Regions from separate parts of the Homo sapiens genome. Here region 1 is linked to region 2. A link is a loop called in an ENCODE intact Hi-C map of the cell type or tissue named here. Cell type or tissue: OCI-LY7. All regions are shown on one strand. Each heading gives the region's core, and the rest is flanking DNA. Links, peaks and the distances in the headings are about the cores only.

Region 1 (16,659 bases), core at 4,516-12,515, 140 kb after region 2:
GTATTGTAGGTATGTGTATACACACGCGTATGCTGGTTTATAGGTAAAAATGAGAACCAGTGGATGTTCTTGTCAGCACCACATTCATAAATACATATAACAAAAAGATTTGCATAAAAGTGACAACATAAAGGTGTCCAGATAAAGAAAAATATCTGCTTACTGAAAAATTCAGAATGCATAAGGGATATCCGCTTTTTAAGTCCACTGCTGAAAACATGAGTTTCAAACTATTCAGATGGAATCAATGAAGTAAAATACTAGTATTAAAATATGTATCTATGCATCCTAAATTCAAGACTGTTTAAGATACCAATGGCAGAGGCCGGCTGCAGTGGCTCAAGCCATTACTGAGCACTTTGGGAGGCCGAGGCAGGCAGATCACCTGAGATCAGGAGTTAGTGACCAGCCTGGCCAACATGGAGAAACCCCATCTCTACTAAAAACACAAAAAATTGCCAGGCATGGTGGCGCATGCCTGTAATCCCAGCTACTCCAGAGGCTGAGACAAGAGAATCGCTTCAACCCCTGAGGGGGAGGTTGCAGTGAGCCAAGGTCATGCCACTGCACTCTAGCCTGGGTGACAGAGTGAGACTCTGTCTCAAAAAAAAAAAAAAAAAAAAAGATACCAATGGCAGACATTTCTTCTTCATCTTCTTCTACTTCTGCACTTCCACCTCTGTGAGACAAAATTAGCTGGACTAACCTCATTGAATTTCAAGTGCCTCACACTGAAGGTACTCAATAAATGCAGTGGCTCACGCCTGTAATCCCACACTTTGAGAGGCTGAGGCATGCGGATCACGAGGTCAAGAGATTGAGACCATCCTGGCCAACATAGTGAAACCCCGTCTCTACTAACAATACAAAAATTAGCTGGGTGTGGTGGCATGCACCTGTAATCCCAGCTACTCGGGAGGCTGAGGCAGGAGAATCACTTGAACCCAGGAGGCAGAGGTTGCAGTGAGCTGAGATAAGAGTCACTGCACTCCAGCCTGGCAACACAGCAAGATTCCGTCTCAAACAAACAAACCAAACCCATATCTGTCCAACATTTCTCAACTTGATTCCAAAACTTCTTGATGAATGGAAAATATTACTTTTATCAACTCTTAATGATTTACATATTTATCTAAACTTTTCAGTCACTAGACCAATTTAGGTTCTAAGAGTTACTACAACTTTTCCTAGTGAAAAATGTCACCATGGTTACTTTAGAAATCTATGAAAGACTTACTGGTATAGTATAGAAATGATGTGCATTACATATAACAATGTGCCTTACAGAATAAAAAGAAATATAACACGTATCTGTCAAAAAAAGTCTACCACATGGAGATTTGATATCATTACCAAAAATAATTTTTATGGTAAATAGCAAGTGGATTTCCCTTGTTTGACCTAGAATTCACTATTTACCATTAGTCCACAATCTTGGCAATCAAAAGGAAATGATGCCTTCCTTGAGACTCTTTCAATTTTATTTAAAAAACAAAAACAGCTAAGATAAATACAGAGCAAGAAAAGCTTCCATAATAAACCTACTTACTTTGCTTAAATCTGAACCTTAATTCAGTTCCAACCTAAAGGGTTCAGTCAAATCCTCAACCCACTGTCCATAGACAGAACCATAGAGAGTTGGCACTTTTATTTTATATACCACAACCTATAACATCAAGTACAGATGAAGCTGGACATCCTGGCTTTAGATGACAAAAGAATAAGAACGGGTATGAGAGTTATTATTACACTTAACAATATAAACATTTTTATTTTCATAAAATTTCCTACTTTCTTAAAGCAAAAATATATCAAATACTATACCCAGAACAATCTGAACTTAATCAAAATTAAAGGATGGAAATATCTGTGAAGATTTCTTATTACTAAGACTCCTAAAACTGGCTCAATTATAAATAATAACACTAAATATACAGTAACCAAGTTTCTGAAATGATCTCTCAGTTGTTTCATGTTTTCATATAAAAAAGCCAACATATAAACCACAGGTTTATATACACAGCCCTTGGCCATGTAAATTTGGGATATAAAATTGGAAGACATTTTTCCTCTTATTGATCATTCTAAGTAGTACAATCTATTGTTACACATAATTTTACAGGAAGGTCATCAAAATTCTAAAATTATAATCATGTCTCAGGAAAACATAAACAGAACAAGAAAAGAGGTATTTATATGAGCTGTCAGCCCTTTTTCTGCCATCTGTATATGGCTACTTTCCTGAGTATTAGTTCCTTTTACAGAAGGTAGGCAGAAGGAACGGAAATACTTTGATGCCTTTGGTTTGGAGAAGAAAATTACTGCCTGGATTATTTGAATAAATGAAATAGCCAAGACACTCTATTTAATCCCTTACCTTGGACTGTTGAAAAGCAATGATGTAAGTTGAAATCCACCTTTTCTAATTTTATTATACATTTTAGAGAGTATTTTACTTAAGATTTTAAAGGTCTAAATAGTCAACTTAAATATATGTGGGCATATATAATCAGTAATCACAGTTTAAAAGGTAAGCCATAGTATTATGAGAAATCATTTGTGTTATGTTCACTAATGATATTGACTTTTGTTAACTAATATTCAATAAGAGTACCTTTAAGAAGTTTATGATTCAAAAGATCAAGTTACAAAGACAGGAAAAAAAGAGTCTAATATTTATTCAATGCAAATAAGCATAATCTACATAAAATTCCGTATGTTCAATAAATAAAATCACAAAGGTGAAAATTACGGTAATGAACTTCAAGTAGCTCAATATTAAGTACAATAATAAAACTGTCACTGTGGTATACAGATGAACTTCATTATCCATTACTGGACATTTATTCAAGGAGTTATCCCTGTGGGGGGTAGAGGGCTAGGGAATATATTTTTCTGGAAAGCTCATTATGTAATAAATATCTGTTTACTTGCAATATGAGGTGCTTTAGAAAATGGTACATTTATCTGCAAAGTTAGCAAATTTATTCTTTGCACTCTGTATTTTTAGCACTGTGTCATTATGAGTACTTATAACTTTGGATAAGGCTCTTTTATTACTACTTAGAAAATGTTACCAAGATTGACAAATATTTAAGTCAAATGATATTTTAAATAAAGAGAAAAAGCTACTTATTTAGTATGATAGGATGCAACAGGTACATAGAAACTAAATTAAGATAAATTGAGAATTAGGAAAACTAAAATTGCAGAGGTTGTTTTAATAACTAGCAACATTGAATAAATAAGGTAACATGAAATCTTAACATGGTATTAAACAATTGAGATAATAAAAAGCCAGTTGTTCAGGTAGCATTAAAAAAACCTATGCATAAAGCACAAAACAGTGCTCAAGTAGGATTTCCTCAGAACATAAATAAGACTTCTAAAATCTGTTATATGCTGAAGTTTTAAATGGCTAAGAAAAATTGTCAAATAGATTTATCAAAATCTCCAAAGCACACTTCTTTAAAATCCAAACCAAAAAATTTTAAAAGCAAATTAAAATGTAACACTAGAACTCTGTAATCTAATTAGGCTTATTTAAACTGAACCACTAAAAAGTCATGTGGCCACTTGTAATTACTAAACTCCTTTGATGAAAGTTTATACTACTATTTCTAAGTAGATAATTTTACCACACATTTTTAAGGAAACTCACTAATAGAAACAAAGTAAAAAATAAAAGAGAAAAGAATAAAAATTAACCACAATTCAACTTAGACCTAACAGCTTTTAGGAAAGGGGAAAAGAGCACATTGGCAGGTGTCTGCAAGGAGGTAGGTAATAAATGGAATCAGTTTTCATTCTGCAGAACAACCATGAGACTTGCTGCAATGTCAGCTCCAAGCACACACTGAGGGACTCCAGAAAATACTCATTGATCATGCAGCACTTTATAATGCGCATAGGCTTTTTTCTCCTGCTAACCCCGCCTAGCTTCCCTTTGCAGCTTCTTCTCCCAAGCCCTCTCCCCACAGTAAAATAATCTTCCTGAAGATGTGAAATAGTTAATAAATTATCTCAACAGTCTAAGTATTAGGAATACCACTCACCACCATAAAGCCTCTTTATCTGAATTACCCAGGTTTTATCTAATGAGGAAAAAAAAGAAAAACCCTACACAATCCCACAGATAAGAATATGAGATTTAAATACCTATACCTATAAATACAAATTTCTAATAGTATACTACATTCAATGCCAAAAGCAATTATAGTTTCACTTTGACATGTATTTCCTTGGACTGATTTATACTCAAATAGGATCTTATAAAATTTTTACAACCAGAAAAGAGAAAATATAATTTAAAATGTTCATGATTCAAATTATAGTAATTTTGTATTGATGTCTCTCTAGCATCAGTGCCCTAAATTTCAGGGTTTTAATATTTTTAATTTAATAATTTGTTTTATAATAATCAAAGTCACATGAAAAATCTAGGACCAGAGTATACCAGCTAAATTAAGCAATCAGATTGATATAAACATGCTTAGTTTAAAGCTAAAATAACCGTTTTTAATAGTTAACTGCAGCAAAGCTTTAGGCTTAGATATGTAAATGAATTCTAAGACATATGATACTAAACCTTACTCAAAGCTGCTTTGCAGACCCCACCTTCTAATGAGTTAATCTAAAGGTCACCACCAGCACAAGGCTTTTTATTAAGCCTGAGTCTCCCCTTTTTCCCTAACAAACATATATCTACAATTTATGAAACATGAAGTTTAAACAAAATAATTATAGACGTCTATAGTAATCATGTGAACCAGTCTGAAACATTCTCACACGGAATAGGTCTGACCGTGTCTTGCTTTTATGCTCTGCTTCTCTTTGCTCTCTCCTCTAATCTATTCATCTGTAAAATAATTCCGGCAGATAAGATTTCTTTGTTCAGATTTCAACTTTCATTTCACTTACAAACCTAGCCCTACCTCAAGAATGTCTTCTAGAACATATGCTTCCATTTCAGCCGCTGTCTCCACCATGTTTTATCAAACTGCCATGTTTCTTACTGCACTATGATTAGATCATTGCCAGCAGGAACACTCCTCTGTGTCAGCAAGGGAACAGGAAATGGAATGTTCTATTACATGCCTAAAGCAGCTTAGCTGTTCACTAGCCAGGCATCTACCAAAAGAGCAGGGGGTGACTCACTGTGTATTTTTTAAAGATACAGAAGCTCTATTCCAAAGCAAACTTCTGTCAAGTAATTTTAACAGACAAAATAAAGTCTCTTATTTTACCACTTCAATTTTTAAAATCCTAAAATTTCAAAAAAGAAATAACATATTTTTTAAAAAGCTATTTAACACGTCTGGCTTCCTGGTTGAACAAAAGAGGTTGAAGTGGGTTACGCAGCAATTTATCCTTAGTAAAGCCTTGTAGTGAGATTAATGGTTGTATTAAAGACGCAAAGAAGGAGGCATGATAATGCCAAGTTAGAAATTTGCTACATCAGGCAAATGTATTATATAACATACATATTACAGTTGACTTCAGGGTTTCAAAAATAATTATCCTAATGTAGATTTTTTAATAGTAAATTGGTTTTTATAAACTAATCTGCTTGTAAATACTTATGAGAACCAGGTTAACATTCAACTAATTTACAGTTACTGAAGCAAGCTATAATATTTGATATATGCATTTTCTAGTAGTGCCTTTAACTTCATTTACTAACCAAAGAAATGGCCTTTTTCTCTTACAATAAATACTCTAAGAGACTAAAATATCCTAGATAAATGAAATTTAGAGACACCAAATCTGGATCATCAAACAGCAAATAAAGTGAGTGAGTGACAGTGGAGCCAATATATATTATATTCATTCCTGTAATTGATCTTCCATTTAGTAAAACTTGTTAGATTGTCAAATTTCTTCCTTATACAACTTTGAATATGAAAAAATGCACTGAAAAAGGAACAATGGGCCGAGCGCAGTGGCTCACACCTGTAATCCCAGCACTTGGGGAGGCTGAGGCGAGCAGATCATTTGAGGCCAGGAGTTCGATCAAGACCAGCCTGGCCAACATGGTGAAACCCCGTCTCTACTAAAAATACAAAAATTAGCTGGGCGTGGTAGTGCATGCCTGTAATCCCAGCTACTCAGGTGGCTGCATGAGAATCACGTGAACCCGGGAGGTGGATGTTGCCATTGTGCCACTGGCACCCTAGCCTGGGCAACAGAGCGAGACTGTCTCCAAAAACAAAAAGGAACAATGTTTTATGCTCTAAACTGAGAAAAGTGATGTGATGATGTGCATGACATTGCTGGTACTATCTCCTCAAAGTGATGTCATGTTTTAGTGGTGATTTTGGAGTACTCTTGGGCCTCAATTTATTAATCATGAAATGGGATAATATTCATTCAACTTGAAATATCAGAAACTGCTCTAGGTGCAGTCAACTAGACAGATTATGGTTTCTTAACAGTTTATATGAAGATTAAATGATATAAAGTACCTACTACACGGTTTCTGGTATTTAAGAAATACCCATACTGTGTCAAGCAATATATGATTTCTTTTTTTAAAAAAATAAACATATTATTTATCCTCATAACAACCCAGCTATGTCATATTTTTAAACTACATTTTGCTTACTATATGCCATTTTAAATGCTTTTTATATATTAACTCATTTAATTTTCACAGTAATCCTAAAACATATTATTATTATCCCCATTTTACGTATGTGGAAATGGGACAAAAAGAGGTTAAGCAACTTGCCCAATTATTTCAAGCTAAGCTAATTAAGTTGAAGAGTTGAGATCTGAATTCAGGCAGTTTGCACCAGACTGGAGTCCATATCCAGAATCATCAACTATACTTCTTCCCTGTGATAATCTCATTTTACGAATAAGGGAACCAAGTATCAGACAGGGCACACAGTTATATGCAGAGTCAAATCCAGATGCAAATCCAGAACTGATTGCAAAGGGTATGTGGAATTAATGGCAAACAAATGACACTATGTTTTACCTCATACCATACCTAGTGTTTACATTTAGGTATGGGTATGCCTGGCATTTAAAGGCTGCTCAAAGTAATTTACATTGTTGAGACCTGGCTTAAACAGAAACTACAAACTGGCTTTTGTTATTTCCTGCCTCCCAGGTCAATTCTTTCTATGCTTCAAATAAACTGCTCCATCTTTAGACTTAAAACAAGTCGTCAACAAAGTTTCCCTTCCTCAAATTTTCCTCTAATGCTATCAAGCAATGATAGGTTTGAGTTCAAGGAACGTATGCTGGAACACTCTCCTTTTCCATAAACCAAGAATAGGCCTTCCAAATCCTTTATCTGACAAGAAATGGGGGCCCCTAAGACTAAAGTTAATAAAACCTTTCACTCTCCCCTTCTCTTCCATTCTAGGATTATGGGGTGCTTCTGTTTTCTGACATTTACTGTTGTTTTTAACAATACATATGTGATTATGGCTTTCTCACAGAATTATGGCTATCATTTATTATCTGTCTCCCTTAAAGACTAGAAAAAAGCAGGCAACACTGTTGAAAGCAGGCAATACTTTGGCCAGGCGCGGTGGCTCATGCCTGTCCTGTAATCCCAGCACTCTGGGAGGCCCAGGCGGGCAGATCACCTGAGGTCAGGAGTTCGAGAAGAGTCTGACTAACATGGTGAAACCCTGTCTCTACTAAAAATACAAAAACAATAAGTTGGCTGTAGTGGTGGGCGCCTGTAATCCCAGCTACTTGGGAGGCTGAGGCAGGAGAATCGCTTGAACCCGGGAGGTGGAGGTTGCAGTGAGTCGAGATCACGCCACTGCACTCCAGCTTGGGCAACAGGGCAAGACTCTGTCTCAAAAAAAAAAAAAAAAAAAAAAAAGAAAGAAAAGAAAAAAGAAATTAGGCAACACTTTATTCACCAATGCATACCTAGAGCCAGCACTCTGGCATAGAGCAGGCTCTTAAGCTTTTTTTTTTTTTTTTTTTTGAGGCGGAGTCTCGCTCTGTTGCCCAGGTTGGAGTGCACTGGCACAATCTCGGCTCACAGCAACCTCCGTCTCCCAGGTTCAAGCAATTCTCCTGCCTCAGCTTCCCGAGTAGCTGGGACTACAGGCGCGTGCCACCACGCCCATCTAACTTTTAGTATTTTTAGTAGAAACGGGGTTTCACCGTGTTAGCCAGGATGGTCTCCATCTCCTGACCTAGTGATCTGCCTGCCTCAGCCACCCAAAGTGCTGGGATAACAGGCGTGAGCCACCGCGCCCGCCAGCATTTTTTGATTAAATGAACAAATTCACAGATAAGAGAATTGTCTGATATCCACTACAGTATCCTAATACCTTTTAAATTATTGCTACTAATAGTAATAATTTCTTTTCTTCTGTTTTTTTTTTTTTTTTTTTTTTTGAGACGGAGTCTCGCACTGTCGCCTGGGGTGGAGTGCAGTGGTGCAACCCCGGCTCACTGCAACCTCCGCCTCTGGATTCAAGCAATTCTCCTGCCTCAGCCACCAGAGCGGCTGGGATTACAGGCGCCTGCCACCATGCCCAGCTAATTTCTCGTATTTTTAGTAGAGACGGGGTTTCACCATGTTGACCAGGCTGGTCTTGAATTCCTGACCTCGTAATTCACCCGCCTCAGACTCCCAAAGTGCTGGGATTACAGGCGTGAGCCACCGCACCTGGCCCAATAGTAGTAATTTCTTTATTCTTTCTTTTTCTTTTTTGAGGTGGAGTCTCGCTCTGTCGCCCAGGCTGGAATGCAGTGGCGCAATCTCGGCTAACTTGCAACCTCCACCTCCTGGGCTCAAGTGATTCTCCTGCCTCAGCCTCCCCAGTAGCTGGGACTACAGGCACGTGCCACAATTTCTAACAAAAGCATTTGTTCTTTTACTCTATCTTTAGGTCACTGGATCACTGAAATAAGATATTAGAAGTATTGAATATAAACAGAATCTAAATTTCAGATTTTCTGCAGTTATTTGTTACATAGCAAAATAATGTATCCCCTTTAATTCTGTTTTCCAGTCCTTTTCATCAATATGATTACCTATGTCACTGCAGGATACCATGGGCAAAAGGATATAAAGAGAAATTTATACATATTTGTCTAAAACCTGTCATCCTAAAAACAAGCCACCTTCCAGTTCAACCTAATTTTATTTTTGAGACGGAGTCTTGCTTTGCACTCCAGGTTGGAGTGCAGTGGCGCAGTTTCAGCTCACTGCAACCTCTGCCTCCCGGGTTCAAGTGATTCTCCTGCCTCAGCCTCCCGAGTAGCTGGGATTACAGGCGCCCACCACCACGCCTGGCTCATTTTTGCATTTTTAGTAGAGACGGGGTTTCATCATGTTGGCCAGGGTGCTCTCGAACTCCTGACCTCAAGTGACCGCCTGCCTTGGCCTCCCAAAGTGCTGGGATTACAGGTGTGAGCCACCGCACCCAGCCTCAACCTAATTTTATAGGCAAGAAAATTGTCTTCCCATTTATCTAAAATGGATTTCAATGGCACAAGACTTTTCATTATTTTGCCAACAGAAGTATTAAAGTGTAAATAGCAATTAACATATTAAGCTATGCAAACAAATGTAAACATATAAAAATAATTTAAAATAATAAAAGAAAATATTGACTGAAAATGTTCAAATATCCAAAATGAAGAGTGAAACCTCTCATAAAAAGAAGGTAAAGGACAAAAAAGCTCAGTAAATACCTAGATTGAATGAAAGAATCTTCCAAAATTGACAATTTTATTTAGGACCAGCATTGGTTTCCTTGAAGAAGGAAAAAGAAAATCAAAACAAAAAAATATGTAGAAATGTGCTGACAAGCAAGCAACTCTGTTTTGCATGACTTAACACTTTGTTGTTTGTTCCCTTCATGTAAAACTTTAATAGAAAACTCCTTGTAAAGGAGTTTCATTCCTATCAATTTTTTAACTTAGGGAATGGTGAGGCTTCAAAATCTATATATTCAAACAAAACAAGGACTGACAACTGGTGGTAGGAAAAATTTAATGATTTTGCCCACTCACATAAACTACTAGAAAAAAAACTAAAACAATTCTACCTCTTAAAATTATTAAATTTAATCATTACTTTATAGTATCTCTCTTTTTCTCTTTTCTACTGTGTAAATTATAGTAAAGCATAAGTATGAAACCCAAGTGTGAAAGAGCCTAAACCAAGTATAAGTGAAAGATATTAAAACAGAATTTAAGTTAAAAGGCTAATACGATTTGGTAAGATTTCTGAAAGTCCATACATTATTAAAACAACACATTCTCATGATTTTACCTTTTATTTCTCCTAAACTACTCATGCTATAAAATGACTGAGGAATCTAGATATATGTCTAATGTAGCACAAAATAAAGAATAAAAAGTAATATTCTTTTTATTACCACTATAGTTTATTTTCTTCTTTATTAACTATGATTTTTATGTAAAAGTAATACATGTACATGGAAAGCATTCACGGTTTAAGAGAAAAGCAAACCTACCTCTTACCAAGCCATCCTAAGAGACACAACCAGTTATTGTATCCTTCCAGAAATAACCTACATATTTCAAGCACATCTTAGGGTAACATTATTTTTTATACAGATGGATACTATTATGCATACTTTCTGTATCCCAATTTTAATATTTAATACTCCATAATTGTTTCAGATTAGTACATAAATATTTATCTTTGATTTTTGACAGCTGCTCAAATTTTCATTGCAGAACTGCATAATGTATTTAACCAGTCCAGCAGGCATTTATCTTGTTTCTAACGTTCATACCCAAAGGATTATAAATCATGCTGCTATAAAGGCACATGCACACGTATGTTTACTGCAGCACTATTCACAACAGCAAAGACTTGGAACCAACCCAAATGTCCAACAATGATAGACTGGATTAAGAAAATGTGGCACGTATACACCATGGAATACTATGCAGCCATAAAAAAGGATGAGTTCATGTCCTTTGTAGGGACACGGATGAAGCTGGAAACCATCATTCTCAGCAAACTATCGCAAGAACAAAAAACCGAACACTGCATGTTCTCACTCATAGGTGGGAATTGAACAATGAGAACACTTGGACACAGGAAGGGGAACATCACACACCAGGGCCTGTTGTGGGGTAGGGGGAGGGAGGAGGGAAAGCATTAGGAGATATACCTAATGTAAATGACGAGTTAATGGGTGCAGCACACCAACATGGCACATGTATACATATGTAACAAACCTGCACGTTGTGCACATGTACCCTAGAACTTAAAGTATAATAAAATAAAATAAAAGTTTAGATGTTACCCAATTAACTGCCTTCTAAAAAAGTTGAACTAATTTATACTGACAGTGAGTGAGACTGCCTGCTTCCCTACAAATATAAAGTGTTACTGACACAAGTCTACTAAAAATCCAGATCTGAAATCAATATTAGTTTTAAATCATGTATCCAGATTTATTCTTAGTTCATCATTTCTACTTTTCAAGAATCACAAATCAAAGTTACACCTCCTCTCATCTAACTTCAAAAAAAATTTAAAAAATCCTTATCAAAAAAAACACATAAATTCTCCAACAAATTAAGAACTTCAATTGATTATTTAAAAAAAAAAAACCCAACCACAATGCAGAGTCTATATATATATATACAGCTGATATACAGGTGGAGAAGAGAGAAGAATGGGGAGTCCAATGATCTACCCTTTAAAAAAAAATCTCCTTCTGATAAAATACAAATTCCCCCCAATATTTAATGGGTTTTTTAACCTGGTAGTAAGTTGTGAAAAGATGCTTCTGCCAGAATTTAGTATTTTAAAGACCCAGAATTGTTTGGGAAATATTTGGGTATATTCTCACTAAATAAAATACTGCTGGATACATTTATTTCTTTGCCTTCTACATTTATGTTCAAATTACTCTTTTTAAAGCATGAAATTCTAAAGTAATCCATCATATTAAAAAAATCTAATGTACAAGAATACAGGGCCACACATAAACAATTTTTATGAACATAAAAAGCACTAAACAGTTTCTATCTCAGTTTCTTGGCATAGATTCCAGGTCTAATTTTGATGATTACATTTAAAAATAAGAATGATTAAGCCTTCACCAGAACTGCCAAAATAAGACAGTTGAACATGCTTCGAGAAATGTAGAAGAATATCTAAAGGATATATGTAAGAAAGGACTAAGTTAAAGATACATAAAATTGTAACATTATAAATAAAATAATGCAACATAGTATCCAGTAGTATATTCTAAATATAAGGAATGGTAGGGAGGGTATGTACTACTTTGTAATATTCAAATAATTAAAGATTTTTTTTTTGCTTAAACATTTTTCTCAAGGCTCATACTATAAAAAGCCCCAGTACAATTGTTTTGTAAGATCATCATTAGCATTTTGATCATTCATTTAAACAAACATTTACTGAGTACTTACTAGGTGGCAGGGTTTATACTATATACACTGGAGACAGAATGGCAAATAAAATTAGTCCACCTCCAAGAGGCTATAATCTAGAACACAATCCTGATTCTTGACAATGTTTAATACTAAAAACTTCAATGATTTTTTTCTCTAATTGGTCCCCTTCCCATTCTTCTCTAATCCAACTAATAAATGAAATCTGAAATTCAACCTAGAAAAGTACAGAAGAGAATTATATTAGATACAAAACGCTTCATCCAGATGTGTCCTATGTACAGAATGAAATACAAGCATAGTCTTGTCCCAACGTAAGTAATGTACTAAACAAAGTAAGAAACAAAGCAATGCTGCCTCTTTTCACATCCCCAGTAATAGTTGTGTCTGTTGGACACTCGCATTTGTTGTCTCTACCCATGGTGGGTCACACCATGAATTCATTCTTTTTCCAGCATTTCACAATAGGTTCTATGTACACAAAACTGATAAAATATTTATTGTTTACAATCAACCCTCCCATTTGTCTGAATTGTACATTTTCAAATGAAAATAAAAACAAGTGCATACATAACAGAAATTACTTATTTCAATGTTTTTGATTTTAAATAGGTTAAATCTATTGATGATACAGCACTTTCAACCTCGTCAGCAACACATTTGTCCTCCACTTGAAAGCAAATATCTACCAACAGAAAGAAATACACACCACACACACACAGACACAAAATGGAGGTCTAGGGGACCTGGGGATAAAAATTTAAATTACAAGAAAAAGCTTAAATCTAAAGACAATTTTCTTGAGTCACCGGTTTCTACCACTCTGGGGGAATGAAGAAACAGTTCCAAGTAACTCAAGATAGCATCAAGGGCATGGAAAATAATCAGGAAGTAAAAACTACCCAAGTAACCATGGAATCTCATTGCTATCACTGGCTCTCCTCTGGTTCCTTAATGGTCTGGGGTCCCTGACAAGCTCCAATCAGTCTGGTCTCAAGATATCTGTTACCACTCTGCGCTCTGCTATTTCCAGCCTAATCTATTCATAACAAACCTTGAATGGTTTGCCTGCAAGCAATTATTTAAAGATGTAACTTTTGCAAGCAATTATTTAAAGTACCAAAAGACTGCCTGTGATATCATGAAATATACATTTGGTCTCTGGTCTTAGACCAGTTTCCTGGCATACACTCCTATAATCCTTAGAATCTTCAAAGTGGTTATGTGGCTTCCTATATGCTAAGATTTGACTGAAGACTGACAGGCCCTAGGTAGCTTCAGAATAAGGGTTGGTTTTAGCAGAAAGACCAGGGGAAGATTAAATGGTTGGGATTTTCAGCCCCAACTCCCATACTCCAAAAAGGGGAGAATAAAAGTGAAATCGATCCCCAACGGCTGATAGTTTAATCAATCATGCCTATGTAATAAAGTCTCCATAAACGCCTATAAGGACAGGGCGTGAAGGGCTTTCAGAGAACAGAACACAGTGGAAGTTACTGGAGGGTGGCACGCCCAGAGAGGGCAGAATTTCCATGCCCCTTGTCCCATACCTTACCCTATGCATCTCTTCAGCTGTATCCTTTGTAATATCTTTTACAATAAAATGTATTAAACATAAGTGTTTCCCTGAGTTCTGTGAGCTGCTCAGTAAATTAATCAAACTCAAGAAGGGGATCATGAGAACCCTGATTTATAGGCCATGGGACACACAATGGGTCCTCAGCAAAGATGAGAGGGCTAAGTATATAAGATCAGCCACGTCTTTAGAAGGAAGGGGGAGAAAAAGGCAATTTCTATTTCCACCTTCCTTCTTCTAGCTCTTCCAGGAGACATACCTTGCCTCCAGTAGTTGTAGCTCTCCTTGATCACATGACTTCCACCTTAAGGACAAACTAGTTTCTATACTTGGTCCTTAGTCCATCGGATAAAATGTCATCTTATTTAGAGGCACTGGAAGGAAGTAGGCCTCAGAATTTTCCAATTTTTTGTACTTCCGAATTTTTCACAATAAACATTTGTTTTTTAAAAAGAGTTTCCTGTCAAATTTCATGGAAAGGGATCAGAAATTAACACTCAAAATCGAGCATGTAAGCCAGTCAAGAAAGAATTAGGCATCTTACATTAAAAGAGTCACATTTGTATTCTACACAACTTTCTAATTTCCTAGAATTAATCCCTGTGTCTTCTATTTGTACCTCAGACAATTTCCGAAAATCACTTGGCCCGAGAACATATTTACTTCATAAAGAGCAGTATTAAACAACTAGGTAGAGGCCACCACATGTCTGCAATACCCCCCCTTTTTATTTTTTGAGACAGAGCCTCACTCTCTTGCCCAGGCTACAGTTCAGTGATATGATCTCAACTCCCTGAAACCTCCACCTCCCAGGTTCAAGCAATTCTCCTGCCTCGGCCTCCCAAGTAGCTGGGATTACAGGCGCAGCTACCACGCCCAGCTAATTTTTGTATTTTTAGTAGAGACAGGATTTCACCATGTTGGCCAGGCTGGTCTCGAACTCCTAACCTCAAGTGATCCACCCGCCTTGGCCTCCCAAAGTGCTGGGATTATAAGCATGAGCCTCTGTGCCCAGCCTTGCAATCTTTTTAACATTATAAATGTGATGCATCCACTTAGGGTTTTTAAGAAATTCAAAGGCTACAAAGGCACAAGACGAACCATAAGTCTTGTTACCCTCCTGCATCAAAATGGCAAAATACATGTTACATCATTAATAGACTTCTAGCACAGTTACCAGTTTAACTTTAATGCCATTTTGCTTTCATATCTTGATTCACCAAATTTTATATGCTTGTTATCTACTGACTGTCCACCGAAAAAACGAGCACTGACCCCTTCGTTTGTTGCCCTCCATCTCCTAAATTTATAGATATTATTTTTATATTATAAAGGTTTATAAAGCATTCTACTCCATAACTATAATTAAGCCCATTTTATACATTTTCTAGGTTGATTCTAAAACAGAAAATCAATAAAGTGTACTTACAATGTGATTATATAAATACTAGTCACTAAAGGAAATTTAATTTTATGTTGTTTAGACATTACTACTTGAAGAAATGTTCATGTATTCCAGACTAATAGAACTTGAATTTCCTTCTAGCTTTCTTCAGTTCTTTTTGAAGGCCCAAGATTGCCACAGCAGCTATTTCTTCCCACTCACCCTCCCATCCCCCCACTACCACCATATCCTCTACCTTGGGATTATTTTTTTCTCTGTGCTACTGTATCTCAAATATGTTCATACAAAGTGCATCGTTTTTTCCCAGTATAGAAAATGCAATTGTCCTCACATGATAAAATAGAGGGGCTGGGTAGAGAAAACATAGGTCAAAATCTATTGTCTCTCAAACAGTGAAGTCACTGTTCCACTGCCTTCAAGCATTCAACACAGCTGCTAAGAACTTAGTTATTTGATTTTCCGTATTTTTTCCCTCTCTCTGGCAATAATTTTGGGATCTTCTTGTCCTTAAGAGTTCTAAAATTGTGGATCTTTTTCCATTCATTTTGGTTACTAGATGGGCTCTTTCAATCTGAAAATTCATTACGTTTCTACAGCTCAGGAAATTTTCTTCAATTATTTCTTTCATTATTCTATCCTTCCCATGGTTCCTAAATCTCTTGCTCTGAGAACTCATACTTATGGATGTGAAAAACTGTGATATATTTTCCATGCTTCTTTAATTTTCCCTCAAGTTTTTCCAGATTATTTTCTCTTTTGATTTACATATGCAGACAGTTCCTCCTCTTAATTCCAAAATCAACAATTGAGTCTTGATTCATGCTGAAATTTTATCTCTTCAATTAAAATTTTTATAATTTTCAAAACCTTTTCTAGTTCTATGCCCCCTTTTAAATGCAACTATGATTAAACATTACGTATTCTTAAATTTTAAATAAAATACTAATTACACTTTGAAGTATTCTTCTGAATTATAGCTGAGGTTGGTTGTTCTTTTATTCATTTTAATCTTCTTTCATCCTCTTGATTGTCCTCAATTGTCTGATTATCCCTGTCTGTTTATATTTGCAAATGAAAGATTACTTTAGAGTATATAGAGTGTAAGAGCTTTCCCTGAGGTTATTTGGGTTTGTTTTCCTAAGTGGCTTCTCCTTTAAATGGAAGAACAGTACAATTTAAGCAGGTAGGGCACGCGTATACGCAGGTACCCCAAAAAGGTACCTGGATAGGAAGTCAAGTTGGCTGGGAACAGACAAAACTGTTTTTCTCCTGGGGTAGCACAGTGCCT
Region 2 (16,659 bases), core at 2,941-10,940:
ACTTGAACATATGAGCTGAGCCAATCACATTCCTCATCAAAGAATGGGGAATTAAAGGGTTAACTGGTTTAATTAATTATGAAGTTGAACCACTGATGTGCATATACAAGGTAAGATTATGAAGAAGTTTAGGTGTAAAGAGAGCAGAATGCAAGAAACTGACAAGAAACAGACCATGAGTGAGAGACCACAAATCCTCTAAGAGAGAGAGAGAGAGAGAATAGCTATCCCTAAGTCCTGGACGGTTTGGAAAATGGTTCTGCATAGCCTTATATAAACATCATTTTCCATGAGAGTCCCTGGATGGGCCTATATTCCTTTTCATGAAAAGAACCTAACTAAAATAATTTTCACATCTCTAATTATTATAATTACTTCAATTAGAAAAAAAGCAAAATTTAATTCAGAGCCATGTTATTTAAAAACATCAGCTTATATATTAGAGAAACAGGTTTCAGAGGATGGGGCAGATCTAGGTTTTGTGGGGCCTTAAACTTACAAAATTTTGGGAACCTTTTTTAGAAGAATGAAAAATTACAAATAAAAAAATCATGTACAGCACTTGGAAGTACCCCATAAAATGAAGTGGCCTAAGGATTTAAGTTTCACTGATACCACGGTAACTTCACCACAGTTTAGAAATGATAACAGAGTCCTGAGTTAAAATTGAAAGAGCAATGTGATTTACAAATTCAAAAAGTGGGGCCACTGGGTGTGGTGGCTCACACCTGCAATCCCAACACTTTGGGAGGCCCAGGTGGGCAGATCACTTGAGGCCAGGAGTTTGAGATCAGGCTGGGCAACGTGGTAAAACCTCATCTCTACAAAAAAAAATTTAACAAATTAGCCAAGCATGGTGGTGCACACCTGTAGTCCCAGCTACTTGAGAAGCTGAGGCAGGAAGATTGCTTGAGCCCAGAAGGTGGAGGTTACAGTGAGCCAAGATTGTGCCACTACATTCCAGCCTGGGCAACAGAGAGATACATTATCTTTTTATTTAAAAAAAAAAAAAAAAAAAGGGGGGCCAAGCGTGGTGGCTCACATCTGTAATCTCAGCATCTCTGCATTTTGGGAGGCTAAAGTGGGAGGATCTCTGGAGATCAGGAGTTCAAGTCCAGTCTGGGCAACATGGTAAGACCTCATCTTACAAAAAATAAATACATAAAAATAAAATAAAAACATTAGCTGGGTGCTATGGCAAGTGCCTGTAGTCCCAGCTACTTGGGAGGCTGAGGCAAGAGGACTGCTTGAGCCTAGGAGTTTGATTGAGGCTGCAGTAAGCTATGGTCACACACTGCTGCATTCCAGCCTGGGTGACAGAGACAGAACTCGTGAGAAGAAAAGGAGAGGAGAGAGGAGAGAACAAAAAGTGCTTCTACAGTAAAATTACATGAAAAGAAAGGAGAAGAACAAAAAGTGCTCCTACAGTAAAATTACACTGCACATTTCTCACAGTTTAGTTCAGTGTTTATTAAACATACCCTGAATTTAATCAGGAAGAAATAGTAGGAAATAAAAATAAAAGGCATTCTAGCAAACAACTGGCTTGTAGTCTTCATAAAATGAATCTTTCTTTGAAAGTTAAAGAAAGACTCAGAGAACAGTTCTAGATTATTTGAGACTAAAGAGATATGGGAATTAAGTGTAACTTGCAGTCCTAATTAGAATCTTGGATGAGAGAAAATAATAAAGTTATTGAGATAACTGATGAAATGTAAATATGCACCATATATTAGATAATAATATAAAATGTAAAGTTTGCTGAATTTAAACACTGCATCATAGTTGTTGAAGGGAACATTCTTATATTTAGGAAACTAAGTTATTTAGGGGCAAAAGGGCTTGACGTCTACAACTAACTGTAAAATAGTTCAGGAATAAAATAATTTTACACACACACAGAGGAATATATGATGAGGAAAGGAAGTAATGCAGTTTAATTGGTGAATCTGGGAAAAATATACAAGGGATCCTTGTGGTATTCTTGAAAGTTTAAAATTATTAATTACAAAATCTGAGAGACATAATCAAATGCAATATGTGAGCCTTGAGTGGTAGTTCCTGGTTCAAGAAAGAAACATCTATAAAAAACGTTTTGGAATAATTGAAGATATCTGAATATGGACTGATTAATTCTTACTGAATTCATGTTAACCTATTAGGTATTTGACAATGGTATCATGGTTGCATAAGAAAATATCCTTATTCTTAAGTGATGCATGTTTTTAGGTCTGAAGTGTCATATCTGCACCTTATTTACAAATGGTTCAGCAAAACAGTAGAGAGAGAAAATAAATATAACAAAATAATTGGGAAATTTAGGCGAAGGAAATATGGATATTCCTTGAACTATTCTTTAACTTTTCTATGGGTCTGAAATTTTTTGTAACAAAATAGTTACTGGAATGTGGCAACAATAAAAGCAATTGTAATGCCCTCAATGATACTCTGTATTTACAATATAGCACTATATTCAAAAGCATGTATTAAAAAACCTAACCTGGGTGGTGTGGTGGTACACGCCTGTAATTCCAGCACTTTGGGAGCTGTGCAAGGATAATTAATATTCTATATGACTGCCACTATTTGACAAACACAAGAAAAACTATGAATATATAAATTCATTGCAGGCTACAATTTACCTCATGCTTTAACTGGCAATGTACTCTGACATGTATCTCTAAAATAATTATAACTCTTTACTCTTTCATTAAGTTAATTAGGTTAACTGTTATTTATTCCAGTATTGCTAGTTAGAAGAAATTTGATAGTTAAAAAAAAAAACAAAACAAAAAAAAAAAAACCGAAGTCTTACTATAACTTCCTTAAGGGATAAGCAATTTCACATCTTTACCTGGAAAACAAACATATCCAACCTTACTACAGAATTCTCTTAGTTGAGTTGAATTCTCTATTGCTGACTGATCTTCATTAGTTTGAAAATCTAGGCCTGGTGGCTCACACCTGTAATCCCAGCAGTTTGGGAAGCCGAGGTGGGCAGATCATGAGATCAGGAGTTTGAGACCAGCCTGGCCAATGTAGTGAAACTGTCTCTACTAAAAATACAAAAATTAGCCAGGTGTGGTAGCACATGCCTGTAGTCCCATTTATTCAGGAGGCTGAGGTGGGAGAATCGCTTGAGCCATTGCACTACAGCCTGGGTGACAGAGTGAGACTCCATTTCAAATAAAAAAAAGAAAGAAAGAAAATCTAATCACTGCTTCAAAAGTCTGCCTGTAGTTAAAAAACACATGTGATAATGTGAAATCTGTTGTGTTGTTAATGCAGATGAGATTTTTTTTTTTTTTTGAGATGAAGTCTTGCTCTGTTGCCCAGGCTGGAGTGCAGTGGTGTGATCTCGGCTCACTGCAACCTCCGCCTCCTGGGTTCAAGCAATTCTCCTGCCTCAGCCTCCCAAGTAGCTGGGATCACAGGTGCACACCACAACGCCTGGCTAATTTTTGTATTTTTAGTAGAGGCAGGGTTTTGCCATGTTGGCCGAGCTGGTCTTGAACTCCTGACCTCAGGTGATCCACCCGCCTTGGCCTACCAAAGTGCTAGGATTACAGGTGTATGCCACTGTGCCCAGCCTAGATGAGATTTAAAGGTGGACTAAAAGGATGTAATTTTCACTCAAGGGTAGAAATCTTTCTCCTTGGTACCTGTATTCTCAAAACTAAAAGTAAACATAAATTAATAACAGGTACAAGGATTAATTTTTTTCCCCCAAAAAATGATCCCTCAGGACAGGTGTGGTGGCTCACACCTGTAATCCCAGCTCTTTGGAAGGCAGGAAGACTGCTTCAGCCCAGGAGTTTGACGAAACCAGCGAGGGCAACACAGTGAGAGCCTGTCTCTAATAAAAATAAAAAATAATAAAAATCCCTCTTAGAAAAACTTCAATATTTTAGGTTTGATAGAACCTAGGTTGATTCTAATCATTTAAATACCTAGAAATTTTTTTGAAATTCCAGACTTCTAAGAGTACAAATTACCTTTTTATGGTATTAAAATTATGATGAGGTTTGAAACCTGCTGTTTTTAAGAAAACATATGCAGATTCTTATGGAATTACGGTGTATAAAACTCACCATTTGATGCTGATGAACACGGAGTCAACAAACTAAGCGGGGAAAAATGTTGTCTGTTAAAGTTAGCAGCTGCGGGTGCTCCTCCAAGGGGTGCCCCAGGTCCGTACATCTGACCTCCTGAAATGTTTGAAGCAAAGTTTCCCAAATGTGTTGAAGAAGGTGTTACAGAACCATATGGCGAGTCCATATTGACAATACCTATAATGTAGAAGGTCATCATAATTTATAATAGTTACTCCTGCAAGAAATAGAGATACCTTAAAATTCTAAAAGGCCCTAAATATATTCAAAACTATTTTAGATAATTAAAAAAATCCCGGCTGGGAGTGGTGGCCCACATCTGTAATCCCAGCACTTTGGGAGGCCAAGGTGGGAGGACTGCTTATGGCCAGGCATTCAAGACTGGTCTGGGCAACACATCGAGACCCCACCTCAAAAAAAAAAAAAAAAAGTTCCTGGCTGGGTGTGGTGGTTCATGCCTATAATCCCAGGCATGAATCTCACTTTGGGGGGCCAAAGTGAGAGGACTGCTTGAACCCAGAGTTCAAGGCCAGGATAGACTGCCTCTACAAAAAATTAAAAAAAAAAAAAAATTAGCCAAGTTTGGTGGTGCGTGTTTGTAGTTCCAGTTACTTGGGAGGCTGAGGTGGGAGGATTGCTTGAGCCCAGGAGGTTAAGGCTGCAATGAGCTGTGATGGCACCACTGCATGCCAGCCTGAGTGACAGAGTGAGACCCTGTCTCACACACACAAAAAACTAAACTATGTAGATAATTATAAAAGAAACAATTATCACATTATACTCTTAAATTCAAATTATAATTTACTGGGAACAAATTTAATTCTTGATTTTAGTACTTTCAGCACTAGTGGGCATTAATGTTTTAGTTAAAAAGGATCATTAGTTTTCCTTTACATGGGCTTTCTGTCAAAGTGGACTTTTGTTGCCTTTATTGATCATAAAATTAATGCAAACTTATTTAAAAAATCCAAAACCAAAAACCATATATAAAACAGAAAGTGAAACTTCCAGATGTTCCTATTTCAAAAACGAATGTATGTGTATTTGTGAGAGAGAAAAAGAAGAGGAAGAATAAACGTTTACCTTTAGGGATTTTTAGATAACATTTTTTTTTAAATGTTTATTTTTAGGGATAAAGATAAAACATTTACTCTTCCTCTTCTTTTTCTCTCTTACAGGTACACATTTGTTTTTGAAATATGTTCATTAAAAAAGTATTACAAATGTTTACACACTAAACTATTACACAAGTAACCTATCTGATTTTAGTCTAACGGGTTAAAAATACAGAAAAAAAAGAAAGAAAATAATTGTCAACGATTTTTTTTTTTAATTTAGGAGACAGCTTTCTCTGTTGCTCAGGGTGGAATGCAGTGGCATGTGATCATAGCTCACGGTAGCCACAAACTCTTGGGCTCAAGCAACCCTCTTGCCTCAGCCTCCTGAGTATCTGGGGCTACAGGTGTTCACCATTACACCTAGCTATATTTTTGTTTTACCTTTTATTAGCTTTTATAGAACACATGTCAATATTGGATTTTATGCTTGAACCTGGGAGGCGGAGGTTGCAGTGAGCCTAGATTGTGCCACTGCACTCCAGCCTGGGCGTCCGAGTGAGACTCCATCTCAAAAAAAAAAAAAAAAAAAAAAATATATATATATATATATATATATATATATATATCTGTAGGATTTTAAATAGGTTTAAGGACCAAAGAGTTGTATAAAACTACAGGGCAAAAAAGGGCTGTAGATACAATTCTACAATGAAGAGATCTGATAATTACATACTAACCACACGGCCATGCTTTCCACAGCCAATACTGGAACAATTTATCATTTTTTCTTTTTTTTTAAGGAGACAGGAGATTGCTCTGTTGCTCATAGCTCACCCCAGCCTCCATCTACTGGGCTCAAGTGATCCTCCTGCCTCAGCCTCCCAAGTAGGTGGGATTACAGGTACATGCCACCACACCCAGCTTTTTTATTTATTTTTGTAGAGGCAAGGTCTCACAATGTTGCCCAGGCAGGTCTTAAATTTCTGGCCTCAAATGAGCCTCTTGTCTCAGTCTCCCAAAGTGTTGGGATTACAAGTGTGAGCCACCACATCCAGCCAATCTGTCATTGATAAAATGCAGTGTGAGGTTCAAAACATCACCTATATGATGCTCCTTCCTGAAATATTTGATCTGAATCTAATCATGGATTGACATAATCACTGAATTAAACTTGCCCACAGAGTCAATGTCAAGAATTACAGAGGAAGGCAGTAGAATACTTTAGACAGAGGGAGACCAAAGACACATAACAACCAAAAGTAATGTGTGAATCTTGATTGAGTCTTGGATCAAATGGCAAGGAAAAGAGACACACATAGTCAGAAAGAATATATTTGGGAAAATGGCATTTTATGTTGGGTGTTATTATCAAATTCATCCTCATTTTATTGGGTGCAGTAATAGTGGCATAGCTGTGAAGGCAAACATTGTGAAGATCCATATCAAAGTATTTAGGGGTAAAGTATCATGTTTGAAAGTTATCTTCTCATGATTTGACAAAAGATGGGGAAGAAAAGAAAATAGAGATAGGATAGAAAGGGGGAAAAGGAGGAAAGAAGGATGAAGAAGGGGAGAGACAGGTAAGACAAGACAAGAGAGGGGGAAGAAAAGGAAGCAGCAAAAGAGAGGAAAAAAAAGGAGGGAAGAAGGAAAAGGGGAGAGAGGAAGGGAGGGGAGTGAGGGAGAGAGTTTGAAAAGATGTTAACAAGCAGAGAATATATTAATAAATGTGGAAATACCAAGTATTTACTATGCTGCTTATTCTGTCCTTAGATCTTTATGTGACTTAAATAACTTTTCAAAATACAAACTATAAAAACAGATCTGAGTCTAAAATACAAATAATCAAATTATTTACATAAGAAAAGTTAAACAAAGGAAGAAAAATATGGAACACAAAATGAATTAGGAAGAAGTAGAGAGAAGTGAAAATTAGGATCTGAGAGAGGTTTAGGAGAAAATAAAAGGACATACTTCCTATGTAATAAAAGGAGTATCTTTAACTCAAAATGACCTGAATTAGGTAATTGACTTGTAAGTTAAACTTCAATGCTAATTTTGGCTCTCATCAACTATACACTCCCTAAAAACCTCACCTTTCTTACAGAGGTCTTTCTTCTATACCTTTTCAAAAAATAGGAATTTATTTTTTTGTTCTCTAAAGCTTAATTTTAGCCTTTCTGAATCCCACACCTAGATTATCACATTTTTGGAAAGGTAAAGTATTAAATTCCAACTACTATAAAAATCAAACTTAAAGCATTTCCTACGCACTGGCACATAATGATCTAAAATCTAATTATATTGATTCTATTGTTTTAATATAAAATAAATTATTTTTCATAGTACACATAAATATTTCAGTTGACTTTTAGCAAAGAATATTTACTGACCACCTTCATTAAATTTTATTTACATGTTACAGAAATAGGTAAAAATAACATTGAGTTCCCATTAAACTTGGAAATTTTTGTCCCGGAATGTCATATTTCCAATAACACAGATAACGAGTTGGCAACCAAGAGCCAAATACCAAATATTTTAGGCTTTGCAGGTCACATGGTCTCTGTCCCAGCTACTCAATTCTGTCATTGTAGCATAAAAGTAGCCTTATACAATATGCAAATGAATGGGCATTGCTGTGTTTCAGTAAAGCTTTCTCTACAAACACTGAAATTAAAATTTCATATTTTGTGTTGCATGTTTATTCTTTTTAAATTTTTTTTTTTTTTTTTGAGACAGGGTCTCCACCCAGGCTGGAATGCAGAGGTGTGATCTCAGCTCACTGTAACATCTGCCTCTAGGGCTCAAGTCATCCTTCCACCTCAGCCCCCCAAGTAGCTGGGACTACAGGTATGCACCACCATGCCCAGCTAATTTTTATATTTTTGTAGAGATGGGGTCTCCCCTTAAGCCCAGGCTGGTCTGGAACTCCTGGGCTTAAGCAATCGACCCACCTCAGCCTCCCAAAGTGCTGGGATTACGGGCACAAGCCACCGTGCCAAGCCTATTCTTAAAAAAAAAAATTTTTTTTTAAACATTTAAGAAATGTAAAAACAGGCAGCAGGCCAAATTTGGCCCATAGACCATAGTGTGTCCATCTCTTACGTGGACTATCTTTAATTACTTGAAATGCTTATATTAAAACCCAACAGCTTTAAATGGAAACTGGCATCCTGGATTAGATCCTACAATAGAAAAAGGATATTACTTGAAAAACTTGTGAAATCTGCCTAAAATCTGTAGTCTAGTTAGTAGTACTACACCAATATTAATTTTTTTAGTTTCGAAATGTATCATGGTTATGTAAGATGGTCACATGAAGGGAAGCTGAGGAATTATAGAATTCTTCTATAAATCTAAAAATATTTTAAAGTAAAAAGTTTTTTTTAAAAAAGCAATAGCTTACAATCAGGAGATCTTTGTATCTTCTACATATATCAGTGTTGCCCAGTAGAATTTTGGATAATAGAAATGTTCTAGATCTTTGCTGTCCAATATGGTAGCTACCAGCCACAAGTGTTTTTTAAGCACTTAAATATGGGTAGCCTAAGAAGCTAATTTTTTTATTTTTAAAATTTTCATTAATTTAAATTTAAAAAGTACACATGGTTATTGGCTACCATATCAGACTGTGTAGCTCTATTTTTAAAATTATTTTAGAAATAAAAAAGATAATGCGAAATGAAACCCAATTTTTTAAATCTGTTATTTTGTATTTGTAATAAATGTAAACTTTTGGTGACAGTACCTTATTAAATTAAAACATGAAAGACTTCTGAGAGAGAAAAACACGCCTAGGCCAGGAACTGTGGCTCACGCCTGTAATCCTAGCACTTTGGGAGGCCAAGGTGGGTGAATCACCTGAGGTTGAGAGTTCGAGACCAGCTTGGTCAACATGGTGAAACCCCATCTCTACTAAAAATACAAAAATCAGCCAGGCATGGTGGTGCACGTCTGTAATCCCAGCTACTCGGGAGGCTGAGGCAGGAGAATCACTTGAATCTGGGAGGCAGAGGTTGCGGTGAGCTGAGATCATGCCACTGCACTCCAGCCTGGGTGACAGAGCGAGACTCTGTCTCAAAAAGCAAACAAACAAAAAAACCCCGCCTGATCAGAAGACTTATTTATGGAAAATTAAATAAAAATCTATGGTAGCTTTTAAAAAGATTTTTAAAAATAACACCATACTAAACACAAACAACAGCATCTGAGTTAACTAAATCCAACAATCTTTGTCTATATCGTCCAGAGAATAAAAATATTAGAAAATGACCAAGAATTTTCACATCACTTGTGCAAATGAACAGCTGCAGAATCTCAGAAAATATAAACTCACCTGAGGGACTTGGAGCAGGTCTCTGTAATGGTGGTCTAAAACCTGGAGCTTTGGAAGTATCAGACTGATGTAAAGGATCTGAATTTGGCAAATATGAGGATTTTCCTGATAGCATAGATTCTGGTGTTGACTGAGATGAAACAACAGATCCTCCCCAGAAGGCATGAGCAGAAGTAGGGCTGTTTTCAAACAATGTGCTAAAGGGCCCAAATGGTAAGGGGGCACTGAAATTGGGAGCAATAGGCTTATTTGCTGGATGTACTGAATTCTGACAAGCACTTTGTGTACTTAAGGTCGAAGGTAGCTGGACAGAAGAGGGAACACTGTGAGGTCTTTTAATGTGATTGACACTGAGGACTGCAACAGATGAATTTTGCACTGAAGCTGAATTCTTGTGAGGGGCAGTTGTGCCATGAGGGGGTGGTCTAATAGCAGGGGTTTCCATTTTAGGAGTAGGCTGGGGGCATCCCATTGGTGTCTGAGGCATAGGGTAAGTCACTGGGGCAGTAGAAGGCACCGCCACTGGAGCAGAACTTGTTGCTAAAGGAGGAACAGTCATTCTAACTTCCGGGGGAGGAACCTGAGACTGCTGAAGAGGTGGTCTTGGTTCCTGAGAAACAGATCCCGGAGGTTGTTGCTGATTAGAATGAGCTGATGAACTCCCAGAAGAACTGCTGCTGTTTGGAGGTCTAGTGTTTGTTGTTTCTACTACTGGTGGACTACCTGCTTCCTGTTCGGAGGAAGATGCCACTTTATTTGGAGATGCTGATCCACAATCCAAAGGGCTGTTTCTAGAAACCCCTCCTGGCTGGGCTGGTGGTGATGGGGAAGATGGGGATGATACTGGATAGTGTTCTTTGGCAGTAGGCATAGGATATGTGGCATTTGTGGGTGCAGTGTTGTTGTTGCTTGCCGTGGTTGTGACTGTTGTTGTGGTGGCATTGGATGTCTTCACAACTGTGACAAAAAGCTGCCTTCGGACAGAAGGTGAACTTGGACTGCCATTTGTAGATGTACCAGGCACCGTTGAAGCTGATGAACTGGTTGTAGTTGTTGGGCTTGAAGTTAAAGAACCTGCTGAATTCACCTGAGAACCACTGCTATTCTGATTGCTATGGCGAGGCACCATGTGAGGCTTAGGCGAGTTAGTAGCTCTGGCAGGGCTCAAAGGCCTGACAGGAAACGGACCCCAAGTGGATTGAGCTGGTGGAAAAGTACCTCCAAAGTGGGTCATGGGCAACCTTGGTGGACGGATCTGCTGGAAAGTCTGAGCAGCAAGCAAAGCATGTGCAAACTGTGGAGGAGGATATGCTAATGGAAGAGAAACTGGAAAACCAGGCCTCACATTATTCACTGGGTTCTTAATGGTTTTGTGAGTGGATGCAGAAGAAATTGCAGGCACAGTGAGTGCTGTGGCAGTTTGAGATGTTGATGACAGAGCTACAGTTGTCATTTTAATTCCCATTAAGGAAGTGTTAGCAGCAGTGGTGGTAGGTGCTGATGACCCTATTTTGGAATTTGCTGAGGAGCTTTTCAAACGATTCTTTGGAATAAGTTCATCAATTTCTTTGTCTGGATCCTTGATCAAAGCATTAATCAATTGAGTTGCTTGTCTTGTTGATTCAGTGCCACCCCTATAAATTGAGAAAAAAAAATTAGGTAGAATTTTCCCTACTTTTGAGTATGTAAAGTGTTTTTAATATGTATTTATGTACACAAACACACACACAGTTTTGTGTGTATATACATACACACATACAAACAAAGGACAGATAACAAAAGCTGGGCAGCAATTTTCTTACCATTCCTGAGGTATTCTACAAACAAAGCAATAAACTGTCCTGAATTACTACTTTTATTTTTCAGAAGAATAGTAAATGACTTATTTTTCAAAAATACATTTCACTATTGTTTCCTTAGACTAAGAAACCATTTTCCTACTGTAAAATACACTACAGTTAGAAAAACCACTGCACATAAAAGCCTATGTAATCCACAATGTTATTGAAACATTTAATCCTAAAAATATTGAAACAGTTAATCAACACTAAAAATAATAGAAGTAAACAAGGAAAATAATACAACTGAGTAAGAAAACAGTATTTTATTTTAAATCTTGGTATCTGGGATGACTCCGTCTACTAAAAATTCATTAGTAGTTTGTCTATTAATAGGATAATTATTGTAACTCCTCTGGGAAGATGTCTTAAAATGATGCAGGAATCCTGATAGTGCCAAAAATAGCCATATAAAACCTTAGTGCTGGATCTTCAGGAAAATATTTGATATTTATGGAAACTCAAGGGAGCAATTACCAATAAAGGGTATCTGGTTCCCTCTTTTCTAGATAAGATAGGCTGTGACTACCCAAATACCCAGGGGAAAACCAGTCAGAAGGAGAGGACGATGAATAAAATAGAGATGGCTACTTGCTTTCTTATTTTTGAGGTATGATGTAACTATTAGCTCTCCTATATAATGCAAAGGGGCATCTGCCTCATACAAACTTATATCTGCCATGTAAAAAATATAAAACTCTTTTTCAAAGGAACATGAATTTACTTTAAAGTAATTAAATATAGCTTCCTACATTCTTATGATTTCTTAGAACATCACTTTTATTTTAAGAATATTCAGGCATAGACATATTCGACGAGTTATTCAAGATAAGTTATATCTTCACTTCAGATTCAAATCTGAACTCAAATTCTTTTTTTTTTTTTTTTTTTTGAGGGAGTTTCACTCTTGTTGCCCAGGCTGGAGTCCAATGGCTCGATCTCGGCTCACCGCAACCTCTGCCTCCCAGGTTCAAGCAATTCTCCTGCCTCAGCCTCCCGAGTAGCTGAGATTACAAGCATGCACCACTATGCCCGGCTAATTTTGTATTTTTAGTAGAGACGGGGTTTCCCCATGTTGAGGCTGGTCTCGAACTCCTGACCTCAGGTGATCCGCCCGCCTCAGCCTCCCAAAGTGCTGGGATTACAGGCGTGAGCCACCGTGCCCAGCCCAAGAACTCAAATTCTAAAGACACAATCTCAGAATAACAAATCTCAAAGGTTATTTGAGAAAGACAAAAACCCACTGCTTAAAATGTTAGAAATGCGCTCCCTAAAAGTCTCAGAACAAATTTTTAAGAATGTCATATAAACAGTTTATGTACAGAAATTATTTATTTAAACCTTTGCTACACATGCATACAAATTCCTATAAAAGTCTCTGAAACACTTCACAAAAGTGTATTACCTAGGAAAAAAGAAAACTATAAAATTTATCTTCTCAAACACTAATAAAATTCCCATTTTAAAAAGTATACTATGTAACACAAAGTTCCACTGAAAACTCATATGGCTGTATTTCATTAAGCTATAGTGCAATAAAATAAAGGAAGAAAATGTAAGAGACAAAGTTTTGCCTTATAGTGATTATCCGGTCTCCAGTCTTGTCTTTCTGTTTATCAATATCTATGTGTGCACCAGTAAACTCCCGAATAGCATTGATATTACAGCCTCCTCTTCCAATCACTCTGGATATCACAGTTGATGGAACAGATACTTTCTTTGACCTGTTTAAAAGTTGTATATATAAATTAAGATTAGTCATTAACAATAGTTATTGTAATTTTTAAAAGAGGAAAGAGTATTACTAAAATGTCTTTCTATAAATACAGAATATTGTTGAATAAGCCTCTTCTATTTACTCTTACTCTAGATGAACAGAGAAAAGGCAATCAGGAGCAACAGACAGATAAGCTTTATTATAGCTTCTCATCTCACTATCAAAGATTGTTTGCTTTGTTGATTATCATTCTTCACTTGTATCGGTAAAGCACATACTATGTAGACACGTGCTGTGCTAATGCAAATACTAACGGTAAATAAGACAGACATGGGTTTCTGCCCACATATATTGACTATCTACACGCTAATTATGAAAACACCACCATGTCATGAGTGTTGCAATAGTATGTGTGTACACACACACAAATGTATTATATATACATATATGTATATATAGACATATATATGTATATACGTATAATATATACATGTATATATGTGTATATATATATATTATATGTGTGTGTGTATATATACTGGTTGGGCATCTAATCTAGCCTCAAGAGTCAAGAAAGACTTCTTGTGGGCCCCTTTTGGTGCTTTACTCATATGCTTCTTTTTATTCTCTAATATACATAACTCAAAGAGTGATGTTAAAAATTCATGACTGGGAGTGGTGGCTCATGCCTGTAATCCCAGCACTTTGGGAGGCCAAGGCAGGCAGATCACTTTATGTCAGGAGTTCGAGACCAGCCTGGCCAACATAGTGAAATCCTGTCTCTACTGAAAAAAATACAAAAATTAGCCAGGCATGGTGGTGTGCACCTGTAATCCCAGCTACTCAGGAGGCTGAGGCAGGAGAATCACTTGAATCCGGGAGATGGAGGTTGCTGTGGACTGAGATTGCACCACTGCACTCCAGCCTGGGTGACAGAGTGAAACTCCTTCTCAGGAAAAAAGAAAAAATATTCATTACTTCCCTGTATTCTTATAGTAGCATTAAAATGACCATCCACAAATATGAAAACTTTCTAAAAATCTTTAATAATGTCCGGAAAAAGAAAATCCTACTAGAATTTAAAAAGCAAAATCTGAGGCCGGGCACGGTGGCTCACGCCTGTAATCCCAGCACTTTGGGAAGCCAAGGTGGGTGGTCCACCTGAGGTCAGGAGTTCAAGACCAGCCTGGCCAACATGGTGAAATCTCATCTCTACTAAAAATACAAAAAATTACCCGGGCATGGTGGCATGCACCTGTAATCCCAGCTACTCGGGAGGCAGAGGCAGGAGAATCACTTCAACCTGGGAGGCAGAGGTTGCAGCAAGCCGAGATCACGCCATTGCATTCTAGCCTGGGCAACAAGAGTAAAACTCCATCTCAAAAAAAAAAAAAAAAAAGCAATATCCATCTAATACTTGCAAAATTACATTTTAATTTTAAACATTCAGATATAGATTATAGATTTCCTTTATTATTATTTTTTTTTTGACAGAGTCTCGTTCTGTACCCAGGCTGGAATGCAGTGGTGTGATCATAGCTCACTGCAGCCTCAAACTCCTGGGCATAAGCAATCCTCCCACCTTTCCCAAGTAGCTGAGATTACAAGCACAAACCACATGCCCAGCTAATTTTTTAATTTTGTTTTTAGCAGAGATGGGGTCTTGCTATGTTGCCCAGGCTGGTCTTGAACTCATAGTCTCAAGTGATCCTCTTGTCTTGGCCTCCCAAAATGCTGGGATTATAGACATGAGCCACAGGTGTCAGGCCCGAATTCCTGATAAGCTGATTAAACAATATTTCTAAAAGAAATACAGTATAAAGTTCTCAATAAAGAGAAGCAGTCAAGTATAGTTCAATAAACAAGCAAATTATTTATTGAGAATGGTTAAGTATTAAAAATTGTCATATTTTCTAAAAGGAAGGGCATGATCCCTGTTCTCTATATATACAACTAAGTTACCTAACAACTCTTTTTAACCTAAAGAGCATGATAATCAGCCAGTGATCATCATTTCCAAACTGTATAACACAGTATTAAATGCATATACAAAAACCAAATTATCTTATTAGTGTATAGAGAATATTCTGATGATGTGATTTCAATTAATCCAATAGAGTGTGTATGTGAAGGAGTGAAAGAAAGAATGTGTGTATAGTGTGTGAAAATAGAGACAGAAATAAACATAGGTATGACGGGGACAAGATTTGGTCTAAAATACGGAGGAAATAAGCCAAAAACCTGTATACTGCACTTAGGGATTAACAGTAGTTACTAAGTTTGGTTCACTATAGCTTTTGTTTCAGATAACCAAAAGTTTAAATTTTTACGAAATTTCCGGAAAGTTCTTTAAAATAAGTTATCAAAGAGTGACAATGGATCACATTCTTTCTGGATTTCAGGTGTCTTACCTCCTTTTACGTTTCTGAGATATTGTATTTTTACTCTTGGATACATATTATTTTTAAAATCCCATGCAAAACAAAATATTTTTATCCTGAAACCCTTAAAATAAAGTTATCTTATGATTTAAAGACAACAGTTACTATGATTAGATCAACAGTTTAACATCAATACCTACTAATTCATCAAATGTTTACAAGTAGCTTTTATAATACTTCTTTGTATTATATAAGGCTTTGAGATAACGAAGCTGAGAAAGACACAATCTAAAATAGTTCTCAAAGCAAACTCCAATACTTTTGAGGGGCCAAATTAACACGTAATTTTTTTCATCTAAAATATGGCACAGGCTCTCTCTGTTGGTCAAATTTAGCCTTGAACCATCAGTTTGTTTGCAACCTTTAGAAGAGTAGGAGGAATTTAATTATAAGGTAGATAACACTTGACTGTGATATATAGCACATAAAAAGAATGACAAAAACAATTACTCACCTTCTTACAACTTCTTTCCATCCTTCTTCCCTCTTTTGCCCACGCTTAGGACTTGCTACTGTTAACTTCCCATTTGGAGAAGAAAGGGGAGATGGACCAGATTTTGTACAAGTAGATAGAGAATTACTGGTCCCTTCACTGATAGTTTCTGACAATCTTTAACAAAGAGAGGGAAAGTACATTAAATATGGAACAGATGTAGAATTTTTAAATGATAAAGGTAGTCTACTACCCAATTTTTAAAAATTTATTTTTAAATAACAAATGACGACCTTATTTTTCACTTCTCCTCATATTTAGCATATAATATAGAGAGCCTTTTTTTTTTTTTCTTTTTGAGACAGGTCTTGCTCTGTTACCCAGGCTGGAGCGCAACAGTGCAATCACAGCTCACTGCAGCCTTGAGCTCTCGGGTTCAGGTGATCCTTCTGCCTCAGCCTCCTGAGTAGCTGGGACCACAGGTGCATGCCATCACATTGGCTAATTAAAAAAAAAAATTATTTGTAGAGACAGGGTCTCCCTATGTTGTCCAGGCTGGTGTTGAACTCCTGGGCCCAAACAATCCTCCCACTTTGGCCTCCCAAAGAGCTATTATTATAAGCATGAGCCATTGCACCCAGCCTGAAGAGCCAACTTTAAGAAGATACTATCTAGGGTACACATTTAGCAGAGTTTAATCACAGTAATAATCCCTTGGAAA

The links. Peaks named below come from ENCODE experiments on the same cell type or tissue, not always from the same donor. Only the 100,000 strongest peaks of a DNase experiment are listed, where the experiment ranks them.
Region 1: a loop joins it to region 2, with 2.3 times the contacts of the local background. A loop is called at or near these places in 2 of 110 quality-filtered maps.

What each region holds. Positions count from the first base shown.
Region 1 is chr4:73,218,040-73,234,698 of GRCh38, forward strand. All of the region lies in intron 1 of ANKRD17 (ankyrin repeat domain 17), which reads right to left. Among named protein-coding and RNA genes, the nearest start is that of ANKRD17, 32 kb to the right of the region's middle. In OCI-LY7, for the core only: no CTCF peak of the experiment used is centred there; a DNase peak (open chromatin) is centred at 5,102; H3K27ac peaks cover 1,243 bases.
Region 2 is chr4:73,081,158-73,097,816 of GRCh38, forward strand. It overlaps ANKRD17 (ankyrin repeat domain 17), which reads right to left. Exons shown (of 34, transcript NM_032217.5): 27 at 15,960-16,115; 28 at 12,922-13,071; 29 at 9,510-11,143; 30 at 4,092-4,289. Among named protein-coding and RNA genes, the nearest start is that of COX18, 20 kb to the left of the region's middle. In OCI-LY7, for the core only: no CTCF peak of the experiment used is centred there; no DNase peak of the experiment used is centred there; H3K4me3 peaks cover 372 bases; H3K27ac peaks cover 1,437 bases.